2 separate regions of the Homo sapiens genome follow, and region 1 is linked to region 2. Evidence: read pairs that join two places in POLR2A ChIA-PET (ENCODE). Cell type or tissue: OCI-LY7. All regions are shown on one strand. Links, peaks and the distances in the headings refer to the core of each region. The heading gives the core; the rest is flanking DNA.

Region 1 (2,500 bases), core at 1-2,500, 53 kb before region 2:
GGCAGATCACGAGGTCAGGAGATCGAGACCATCCTGGCTAACACGGTGAAACCCCGTCTCTGCTAAAAAATACAAAAAATTAGCTGGGCGTGGTGGCAGTCACCTGTAGTCCCAGCTACTCGGGAGGCTGAGGCAGGAGAATGGCGTGAACCTGGGAGGTGGGGCTTGCAGTGAGCCAAGATCACGCCACTGCACTCCAGCCTGTGCGACAGAGCGAGACTTCGTCTCAAAAAAAAAAAAAAAAGACCAGCCTGGGCAACAAGGCGAGACCCTGTCTCTGGAAAAAAAAATTACATACATTTTTTTTTAATAGTTTACTATACTACCCTGGAAAATTCTCCATACTAATATACCCAAGGCTAAACGTGTTTTTCAATATATTCTAGTCTAATAAATATTACTAATGATAGGTGAATAGGGACAAAAAATGGCAATTGAAGGTACTTCTTTCCAATCCACAGATGATTTCTAAACCCTTTTTCATCCACTCTCTGTAATTAATGAGAAGCTTGGAGAATTCCCAAGAAAACCCAGGTACTCTGTTGCCTCCATCCAGATCAACAGAACATTGCCTGGAACACTGGAGAGTCAGATTTGCAATCTCAAATTTACCTGTATTTTCCATAATTCTTGACAGAAGGAAAGACGGGAGAACATACTGTGTGCCAATAAATACTGAGCAAACTCTAACAGGGAAGACAGCTTCTTCTGAAAAGAGAGATTACATTTTTTAAAAAACAAATTACCTGAAACAATACTAAAGCTATGTCCTATTTTCCCAACCAGCTTAAAAGTAACAACGGGCAGGTTTCCTCATCTTTGCTGGTGTCTTACTCTCTGCTCCACAGTCAGCAGCACAGGGTGACTGGTCTCCGCTGGAGCCGTGCAGATCTGTCCCACGCTAGAGGCAACCATCCCGGCTGAGAGAATACCCACGGGAACCCCCAGCCTTGAGGCTTGATCCTGCAAAGCAGAGCCTTAAACACAAAACAAAACCATAGCTTTCTCTTAACACATGAGACAAAATCTAAAACCAAAGACTTGCTGTTTAAAATGCCTTATTTTAAGATGCAGCACAAAAAAAATTGCCTTTTAAACGGGGAGAATAGATGCAAAGGGAAAAACATGAGATAAAAATGAGAATTTGATGATCCAAGCAGCTCACAATAAAACTGGTGGCAACACCTGAACCCAGAGTTATACATTGGTATTTGTTACGTTTCCCATGACACAAAAGGAGCAAGATAAAGAAATATATTCTGACCAAGAACTTTATCATCTTTTTACAAAGGAGCACAATAAATTGAGAACTGCAGCAGGCTCTTTCAATTACATTGTTTTTCTAATTACTTCAGAGATAAGCCTGCCCCTGTTGACTCACATTGATGGTTGTGATAAAATTAGGCAGGGATTTCCCAACATTCTGCCATGCACCTGGTGGGCAGGTGCAGTCACAGCTGTGCTCAGTCCGCAGGCCACCAAGTGGAACCTCACTAACAGCCTGCAGGCAGCCACCATTCTCCTGAGCAACCAGCCACTGGTCTGCATTCAATAAAGTGAGAAACGGTGGGCAACCTGGAAGCAGGCAATGCCAAGAAATCATTTTCTAATTTATTTGTCTTCCAAAATTAATTTTTTTTTGTTTTATTTTTTTGCAATGGTGTCTTACACTGCCGCCTGGACTGAAGTGCAACGGCGCCATCTCAGCTCACTGCAACCTCCGCCTCTCAGGTTCAAGCGATTCTCCTGCCTCAGCCTCCCAAGTAGCTGGGATTACAGGCACGCGTCACTACGCCCAGTTAATTTTTTGTATTTTTAGTAGAGATGGGGTTTCACTATGTTGGCTAGGCTCGTCTCCAATTCCCAACCTCATTAATCCGCCCGCCTCGGCCTCCCATACTGCTGGGATTACAGGTGTGAGCCACCACGTGAGCCAAAATTAATTGTTTAAAGAAACCGGGCCGGGCACGGTGGCTCACGCCTGTAATCCCAGCACTTTGGGAGGCCGAGGCGGGCGGATTACAAGGTCAGGAGATCGAGACCATCCTGGCTAACACGGTGAAACCCTGTCTCTACTAAAGACACAAAAACAAAATTAGCCAGGTTTGGTGACGGGAGCCTGTAGTCCCAGCTACTCAGGAGGCTGAGGCGAAGAATGGCGTGAACCCAGGAGGCGGAGTTTGCAGTGAGCCGAGATCACGCCACTACACTGCAGTCTGGGCGACAGAGCCAGACTTCATCTCAAAAAAACAAAACAAAAAAAAACTGGAGGCCAGGCTCAGTGGGTCCCTCCTGTAATCCCAGCACTTTGGGAGGCCGAGGCGGGTGGATCACCTGAGGTCGGGAGTTTGAGACCAGCCTGACCAACATGGTGAAACCCTATCTCTACTAAAAATACAAAATTAGCCAGGCGTGGTGGTGCATGCCTGTAATACCAGCTACTCAGGAGGCTGAGGCAGGAGAATCACTTTAACTAGGGAGGCAGAGGTTGCGGTGAGTC
Region 2 (8,852 bases), core at 951-3,450:
GCCTCCCGGGTTCATGCCATTCTCCTGCCTCAGCCTCCCGAGTAGCTGGGACTACAGGCGCCCACCACCGCACCCGGCTAATTTTTTGTATTTTTAGTAGAGACGGGGTTTCATCGTGTTAGCCAGGATGGTTTCGATCTCCTGACCTCATCATCCGCCCTCTTCGGCCTCCCAAAGTGCTGGGACCTGACCTCGTCATCCGCCCTCTTCGGCCTCCCAAAGTGCTGGGATCACAGGCGTGAGCCACCGCACCCGGCCAAGGCCCACTTCTTAAGGAATTAGAGGACACATTTAAGATGACCACAGGTCACATGAGTGGTTCTTTAGCTCTGAAGTCTCAGAAGTGCTTTCTGAAGGGGGGCTACTGAGCACCACAGAACCTGGCCTTCCATCTGCCCTGGGCTCACAGCCTCACCTGGGGAGCAGGCGGCCCTTCTCTGTACCTGGCGTGAGGTCTCCTGGCCACGGACGTTGTTGGCGTCACACCTGTGGCACCTGAGGTGAATTGTTCAGATGGAAACGGCACCATCAGGCAACTGGCAACAGAAGCCTAAAGCCCTGGGTGCCTCAGGTCAGAGGAAGGAAGGAATGCAAGGGCCCCGCTCCCCCCAATGCCAGGAGCGTGTGTTCACAGCTTTAGACAGGACAACCCACTGCAAATCCAAAGCAGAAAACATGGTCCAACTCCATCTCTGTGGCACCTTCATAGATGGTGCCCACCTGCCTTGGCAGTGATGACCGACACTGCGAACGCTGTGCTGGCAGTGTGTTTAAGGGCTTTAACTGAATCATCTCGATGGAGCTGAAATCCAGCCCCATTTTACAGAAGAGAAAACTGAGGCTTAGAGAGATCAGGTGTCAAGTTCTATGCCAAGCACAGGGAAGCAAAAACAGGACACACTCAACATAAGGTGGCCCCAGGAATCAGTGGCCAGGACACGGGAGGTGTGCTGAGCGCAGATGGGCAGATGCAAGCTGAGGTGGCCTGTTGGAGGGTCCTGGACCTTCCAGAAAAGAGGACATCAGCTGCTCAGGGAGGGAAGGTTTGAGATGGATTCTGGCTGGTGTGGATCAGCCCATGGTGTGTTTGCAGGCAGGGACACCTTGAACAGACATGGGCTGAGGGGAGTTTGTGTGGAGCGTGGCCAGTGAAGGCTGGGCTGGCCGGCAGGGTCCGCTGGTCATGGGAGGCCTGGCCTGCAGCAGCAGGGCCCATCAAAGACATGGGGATGGATGGCTGATGGACAAGATGGCTGATGGACAGCGTTTTAGAAGGTCGCAGGCTTGTTTAGGCTGAGGCCAGGGAGGGTTAGGGTCCTCAGGGAAGGAGAGTAAGCTAGGGGAGCCTCCTGCATAGAAGACTTCCTACCTGAGGCCGTCCCCTAGGAGTTCAGCCACCCCGTGGAGAGCCTGGCGCTGACTGTGGAAGAGGTGATGGACGTGCGCCGTGTGCTGGTGAAGGCCGAGATGGAAAAGTTTTTGCAGAACAAGGAGCTCTTCAGCAGTCTGAAGAAGGGGAAGGTGAGGCTGCCTAGACGTGGGGCTACGCTCTTGCCCGCTGGGTCAGGGGCGGGTGCCGAGAGGGCCAGTTCCCAGGACTGTTTGCTCATGATCTGGTTGGGAGCCCTGAGGGGGTAGCAGGGACAGGGCGGGACCCCAGGGAGCTTTGGACAAAGCGGGGCTCTAACCAGTCTCTCCTGACAGATTTGCTGCTGCTGCCGGGCCAAGTTCCCGCTGTTCTCGTGGCCGCCCAGCTGTCTCTTCTGCAAGAGGTGAGCCTTCCCTTTAGCTGTCAGTTCACAAGGGAAGGAGGAGGCGAGAAACCTCGGGGCAGTACCGCCCACAGAACTTCCTGTGATTCCAGGAATGTTCTAGCATGTTCGATGGCTGATGAGTCCACAAGATATGGTTAGTACGAATGAGGAGTTAAATTTTAAATTGTATTTAAATTAAATTAAATTTAAATAGCTAAGCAACTCCCAGTTTCAGCCAAGATGGGGTAATAGGCATCTTCCACAGCCAAGAACAAACAGGATGTGAAACAATGGTTTTCAAGACAGCAGGCAACAAAAAGGAAACACAACGGGGCAAGCCTGCCATCACCACAGTCATTGCCTGGAGAGTTTCTAGGTCATGAGCCACAGCTGCCGGACTCCCCAGATGGAGGAGGTCAGGCTGAGAATCCAGGGAGACCACAGCAGCTCGAGTCCGCCGTGTAGAACTCCAGAGGAGAGGGCTGCGCCGAGAAAGCCTCAGAGAAGGTCCCCCTCTCTGAAGGAAATGACTGAAGGCTGCAGAACATTTATCCTAAAGCAGAGATTGGCAGACTATAGCCACGGGCCAAATCTGGTCCTCGGCCTGTTTTGCAAGTAAAATCTCACTGGACACAGCCACACCCATTTATTACTCGCTCAGCCACGCCTAAAAGGTTTATTCTCTGGCCCTTTACACAAAAAATTTACCTTCCCTTGTTCTAAAGATCTGAAGGGACGGTGCTCAGGGGCAGGAATGAGTAACATCGGTTTCCACCGGCCACAGGCAGAAATGTCATAATTCACAGGGCACTAACTGGAATGCACACAAAGGACTCGCCTCACTAACGTGGAGTAAGTAGCCCAAAGTGATTGTTGCTCTAGGCCTGACTGATACATCATAAAAGCAAGACCTGAAAGGATCAAACTGTTCACAAGTATCTTAACTGATTCTGAGAACAAAGCTCAAGAATAAGAATTTTTTAAACATCAACAAAAAAACAAACCAGTACTCAGCAAGATAAAATGTGTGGCATGCAAAAAACAAGACAAAATTAATTACAATGTATTGTGGGTTTTGTAACACGTGTGTAAGTAGTGTTGATAACAGCAGTTAGCATGAAGGTCAGGGAGAGGGGAAAATTGGAAGTATACTTTTTTTCCTTTTTTTTTTTTTTTTTTTTGAGAAGGAGTCTCGCTCTGGCGCCCAGGCTGGAGTGCAGTGGCACGATCTTGGCTCACTGTAAGCTCCGCCTCCTGAGTTCCCACCATTCTCCTGCCTCAGCTTCCCGAGTAGCTGGGTCTACAGGCACCTGCTACCACTCCCAGCTAATTTTTTGTATTTTTAGTAGAGATGGGGTTTCACCATGTTAGCCAGGATGGTCTCGATCCCCTGACCTCAGGATCTGCCCACCTCTGCCTCCCAAAGTGTTGGGATTACAGGCGTAAGCCACCGCGCCTGGCCAGAAGTATACTATTTTAAGGTTCACTATGGTAAGGTGAATCACTATGATAAGGTATAGTAAGGTATTATACACGCTATACAAATATTACTTAAAGGTAGACTGTGATAAGTTAAAGATGTATACCATAAGTCCTAAAGCAACCACTAAAATAAAACAGTTACAGCTAATAAGCCAACAAAGGAGATAAGATGGGACCATAAACAGTAATTAATCCAAAAAAAGGTAGGAAAAGAAGGAGAACAAACAAATGAGTCAAAAACAAAACAAATAGCAAATGACAGCCTTAAACACAACTGTATCTCGCATCACATTAACTGTAAGTCATCCACACGACCCAAGTAAAAGTTAGAATTTCCCAGACTGAATAAAAAAGTAAGGCTGGGCCGGGCGCGGTGGCTCACACCTTGATCCCAGCACTTTGGGAGGCCAACGCTGGCAGATCACGAGGTCGGGAGATCGAGACCATCCTGGCTAACACGATGAAACCCTGTCTCTACTAAAAATACAAAAAATTAGCTGGGCGTGGTGGCGGGTGCCTGTAGTCCCAGCTACTCGGGAGGCTGAGGCAGGAGAACTGCTTGAACCTGTGAGGTGGAGGGTGCAGTGAGCCGAGATCGCGCCACTGCACTCCAGACTGGGCAACAGAGGGAGACTGTCTCAAAAAAAAAAAAAAAAAAAAAAGGTAAGGCTGGATATGGTGGATATGGTAGCTCATGCCTATAATCCCAGCACTTTGGGAGGCTGAGGTGGGAGGATCACTTGAGCCAAGGAGGTCAAGGCTGCAGTGAGCTATGACGGTGTCACTGCACTCCAGCCTGGGTGACAGAGCAAGACCTGTCTGGGAAAAAAAAATCACCTAATTTTATCTGTAAAATTATGTATATTTCTGTTGATATATGCTTGGAAAAGCCTGGAGGATGGAAACCATTACTAGCAGGGATCACTTCTGAGCATGTGGTGTCTACATTTTAATTCTCTCATGTTTGAATTTTTTTTTTTTATTTTTTTGAGATAGAGTTTCACTCTTGTTGCCCAGTCGGAAGTGCAATGCCGCGATCTCAGCTCACTGCAACCTCTGCCTCCCAGGTTCAAGTGATTCTCCTGCCTCAGCCTCCTGAGTAGCTGGCATTACAGGCATGTGCCACCACACTTGCTAATTTCGTATTTTTAGTAGAGATGGGGTTTCTCCATGTTGGTCAGGTTGATCTCCAACTCCCGACCTCAGGTGATCGCCCACCTTGGCCTCCCAAAGTGCTGGGATTACAGCGGTGAGCCACCACGCCCAGCCTTGAATTTTTTTTTTTTTCTTTTTTCTTTTTTGAGATGGAATCTCACTCTGTCACCCAGGCTGGAGTGCAGTGGCACAATCTCGGCTCACTGCAAGCTCCACCTCCCGGGTTCACGCCATTCTCCTGCCTCAGCCTCCCGAGTAGCTGGAACTACAGGTGCCCGCCACCAGGCCTGGCTAATTTGTTTGCATTTCTAGTAGAGACGGGGTTTCACCATGTTAGCCAGGATGGTCTCGATCTCCTGACCTCGTGATCTGCCCATCTCGGTCTCCCAAAGTGCTGGGATTACAGGCTTGAGCCACCGCGCCCAGCCTTGAATTTTTTATAAGAAGGTATTTATTTTTGAAATCAGATATGGGAATTAAAACAAAATTGAATCACTGTTTAAAACTGAGCATCTCAGTTGAGGCCCCTCTAGCTTCCATGGTGCTTTTATGGTGAGTAGTGTCAGGTACACACCAATGTCTACACGTCTTCTTAGAAGGAATCTTAGATGTCTTTCCAAGACAGTGTGCAAGTTTTTTTTTTGTTTTTTGTTGTTGTTGTTGTTTGCTTTTTGTTTTTTTTGAGACAGAGTCTCTCTCTGTCACCCAGGCTGCGGTGCAGTGCCATGATCTCGGCTCACTGCAACTTCCGCCTCCTGGGTTCAAGCAATTCTCTGCCTCAGCCTCCCGAGTAGCTGGGATTACAGGTGCCCGCCACCATGCCCGGCTAATTTTTTGTATTTTTAGTAGAGACGGGGTTTCACCATCTTGGCCAGGCCGATGTTGAACACCTGACCTCGTGATCCACCTGCCTTGGCCTCCCAAAGTGCTGGGATTACAGGCGTGAGGCATCGCGCCTGGCCGACAGTGTGCAGTTTTTAAAGACCCTTGTAGGTTTTTGTTTTTAAACTTTCCAAAAGTATGTGACCCATCATGGCTTGGTTCAGAAAGACCCATCATGCCTTGGTTCAGAAACAAAAATCTGCTTAAGAGGGACTTTTACCACCATTTTTTTTTTTTTTTGAGACAGAGTTTCGCTCAGTCCCCCAGGCTGGAGTGCAGTGGCGTGATCTCAGCTCACTGCAACCTCCACTTCCCAGGTTCATGCCATTCTCCTATCTCAGCCCCCCAAGTAGCTGTGATTACAGGTGCCTGCTGCCACGCCCAACTCATTTTTGTATTTTTAGTAGAAACGAGGTTTCACCTTGTTGGTCAGGCTTGTCTCAAACCCCTGACCTCAGGTGATCCACTTGCCTTGGCCTCCCAAAGTGCTGGGATTACAGGCGTAAGCTACCACATCTGGCCCACCACCACTATGTTTAAACCTTACTCTATATCCTACCACTTGGCAATAGAAAACTTGGCAGGAGAAAACTCCTGGAGCCATCCTTCCTGAGAGAATGCCAAGGAGCACATATATTTTGGGTGGATACCTAAGTATAAAGAAAAGCAAGATTTTGGAGTAAAATAAAGTACTGAAGTAACCAAGCATCAGGCAGAAGGCAAGGATGGTTTGACCTCGGATGCGTGGAGGCCGGGATGCGACTGTTTCTCAGCTGTTTGTGGGCTTCCTCCCTGCTGATGCTGCATTTCCTCTGTTCCCTTCCAGAGCCGTCTGCACTTCCTGTAGCATAAAGGTGAGGACCATGTGGGATCTCTGGGGTCTGAGCAAGGCAGATGAGGGGCTCCACTGGCTTTGATTGGATGTGTTGGATGATGCTGCCTCACCAGGCACCTCATCCATTTCCTTTCAGGCAGAATCCATTCCTATACTTTCCAAGATAGTGTGCAGTTTTTAAAGACCCTTACAGGTTTTTGTTTTTAAACATTGCACGTTAGTAGCCTCGTGCCAAAAAACCCTTCACTTCCCCTCTAAAAGTCCTACCTTCTTACATTCTATAACTTTTTGGGTGTTTTAGGAGGGGCTTCTTATTGCAGTTGAGGTGTGTGCTTATGTGCAGGTGCACAGAGGTAAAGGGATCCTAACATTTAAAAGTATGTCAGCTGGGCACGGTGGCTCACACCTGTAATCCCAGCATTTTGGGAGGCCAGTGAGGCTGGCGGACCACTTGAGACCAGCCTGGCCAACATGGTGAAACCCCATCTCTACTAAAAATACAAAAAAATTAGCTGGGCATGGTGGCACGCACCTGTAATCCTAGCTACTCAGGAGGCTGAGGCATGAGAATTACTTGAACCCGGGAGGTGGAGGCCACAGTGAGCTATGATTGTGCCACTGCACTACAGCCTGGGTGACAGAGACTCCGTCTCAAAAAGACAAAATACAAATAAAAGTATGTCACCAGCCAGGCGCGGTGGCTCATGCCTGCAGTTCCTGCACTTTGGGAGGCTGAGGTGGGAGGATCTCTTGAGCCCAGCAAATTCAAGGCTGCAGTGAGTATGGCTGTGCCTCTGTACTCCAGCCTGGGCAATAGAGCAAGATCTGTGTCTTAAAAAAAAAAAAAAAAAAAAAAATATATATATATATATATATATGTTACCCCTCAGGCCTCAGTTCAGAAGCAAAACTCTGCTTAAGGAGTACTCTTACTACCACTATTTTTAAATCTTACTCTACATCCTGCCACTTGGCAATGGAAAAACTTCCACCTCATCCATGTTAAATGTTGATTATGTGCAGGGTAAGGTGGCAGGTCCCGTATAGTATAAAAAGGGAAAGTTCTTGCCCTCTAAGGAGCCCCTGTCCAGATGAGCAGGAAACGTGGCAGGTCCCGCATGGTATAAAAAGGGACGGTTCTTGCGCTCTAAGAAGCCCCTGTCCAGATGTGCAGCAAGCAGGAACCCCGTGCCAGTCTTCAGCCAAAAGGCACAGAGGAGACATCGGAGAGCACAGGGACAGAGAATATTCTCCAGGAAGCCCTGGCTGCCACGCAGGTCCCAGACTGGGGAGGGAGGTCCCCTAGCACTGAGTGTACCTGAATGTCTCTGGTGGTGCCTGGTTCATACCTCCTCCCTCTGTGCTGCAGATGAAGATGCCTTCTAAGAAATTTGGACACATCCCTGTCTACACACTGGGCTTTGAGAGTCCTCAGAGGGTATCAGCTGCCAAAACCGCGCCAATCCAGAGAAGAGACATCTTTCAGTGCGTTCTTCGCCTTGCTGCTGATGTCACTGTGGTGGTCGGGCGTGAAGAGGAACTTGGGAGCTGGGGTGGAGGGGGCTGGCTTTGTCTGTTTGCTAGGACACCCCAAGGAAATGGAAATGCAAGGCAGAGACGGATCGTTGTGTAGGGCTCTGGGAGGCTGAGCAGTATGAGATGGAAACTGGACTTGGGTGGTCAGGGAACAGTCTGCTGAGATGAACACTGCTAGCTGTGTTTGTTGCCTGAGGGCCAAGGGGAGGCCTAGGGTGAAAGGCAGCCAGGAGGGGGCTGTGGCATGCACAAGCAGGGAGGGGGGTGTGGCACCCTGGCTGGCTCCTCTCCCTGAGTGCCCTCTCCCACTTCCCAGGTCTCTGCAAGGGCCACAGTGGCAGAGCGTGGAGGAGGCGTTCCCCCACATCTACTCCCACGGCTGTGTCCTGAAGGATGTCTGCAGTGAGTGCACCAGCTTTGTGGCAGACGTGGTGCGTTCCAGCCGCAAGAGCGTGGACGTCCTCAACACTACGCCACGACGCAGTCGCCAGACCCAATCCCTCTACATCCCTAACACCAGGACTCTTGACTTCAAGTGACAGCCCCAGGTGGCCAGGCCTCCAGGAGGCACCAGGCAGGCCCTGTATCAGGCTAGGACGCTCTGAGCTGTGCATGTACATATATACATATATAGATACATTTATAATATATACACACAGTCTATATATTTATATACACTGTTTCCTGGCCCCAGAGCTCATTTGGGTTCAGGCGCACTTCAAAACCCTCCCTGGGGGAGGCTGTTTCTTCTCAGGATTCCTTGCCAGGGAGGAAGGGGAGGGAACAGGGTGGGTTTTCTCACTGAAGAGAGAAAGCAGAAGGTTCTAGATCCTGGCACAGACTGCATCCCATGTTCCCATGCTCTTCTCCGTCCCCAGGAATGCGAACGGCAGTTTCCCTTCCCCAGTGGACGTCTAGGTGGGGACAGGGTATCTTGGCTCCCAGCTGGACCAGAGTGCCCTGCTTGCCTCTGCTCTCCCTTTGTGGGGACTCAGGCAGCAGAGGCATCTGGGAAGTCTCTGAGTAGGCAGGGTCCTCCTGGGAGGCACCCCCACCTGTTTGAAAGGTCTGGCCAGGCGTGGTGGTTCAGGCCTGTAATTCCAGCACTTTGGGAGGCCGAGGAGGGAGGATCACCTGAGGTCAGGAGTTTGAGACCAGCCTGGCCAACATGATGAAATGTTGTCTCTACTGAAAATGCAAAAATTAGC

Evidence for each region. Peaks named below come from ENCODE experiments on the same cell type or tissue, not always from the same donor. Only the 100,000 strongest peaks of a DNase experiment are listed, where the experiment ranks them.
Region 1: POLR2A ChIA-PET joins it to region 2 with 6 read pairs; 23 of 35 experiments call an interaction of 5 or more read pairs at or near these places.

The regions. Positions count from the first base shown.
Region 1 is chr16:89,810,095-89,812,594 of GRCh38, forward strand. It overlaps FANCA (FA complementation group A), which reads right to left. Exons shown (of 43, transcript NM_000135.4): 4 at 835-977; 5 at 613-708. Among named protein-coding and RNA genes, the nearest start is that of FANCA, 5.3 kb to the right of the region's middle. In OCI-LY7, for the core only: no CTCF peak of the experiment used is centred there; DNase peaks (open chromatin) are centred at 907 and 1,467; H3K4me3 peaks cover 2,123 bases; H3K27ac peaks cover 2,271 bases.
Region 2 is chr16:89,862,090-89,870,941 of GRCh38, forward strand. It overlaps SPIRE2 (spire type actin nucleation factor 2), which reads left to right. Exons shown (of 15, transcript NM_032451.2): 11 at 1,387-1,521; 12 at 1,705-1,772; 13 at 6,100-6,127; 14 at 7,478-7,593; 15 at 7,961-8,852. The coding sequence ends at 8,183. It overlaps LOC112268179 (a long non-coding RNA gene), which reads right to left. Exons shown (of 2, transcript XR_002957933.2): 2 at 8,288-8,852. Among named protein-coding and RNA genes, the nearest start is that of TCF25, 7.1 kb to the right of the region's middle. RefSeq lists enhancers at 2,171-2,250, 2,311-2,400. In OCI-LY7, for the core only: no CTCF peak of the experiment used is centred there; a DNase peak (open chromatin) is centred at 2,062; H3K4me3 peaks cover 1,506 bases; H3K27ac peaks cover 1,564 bases.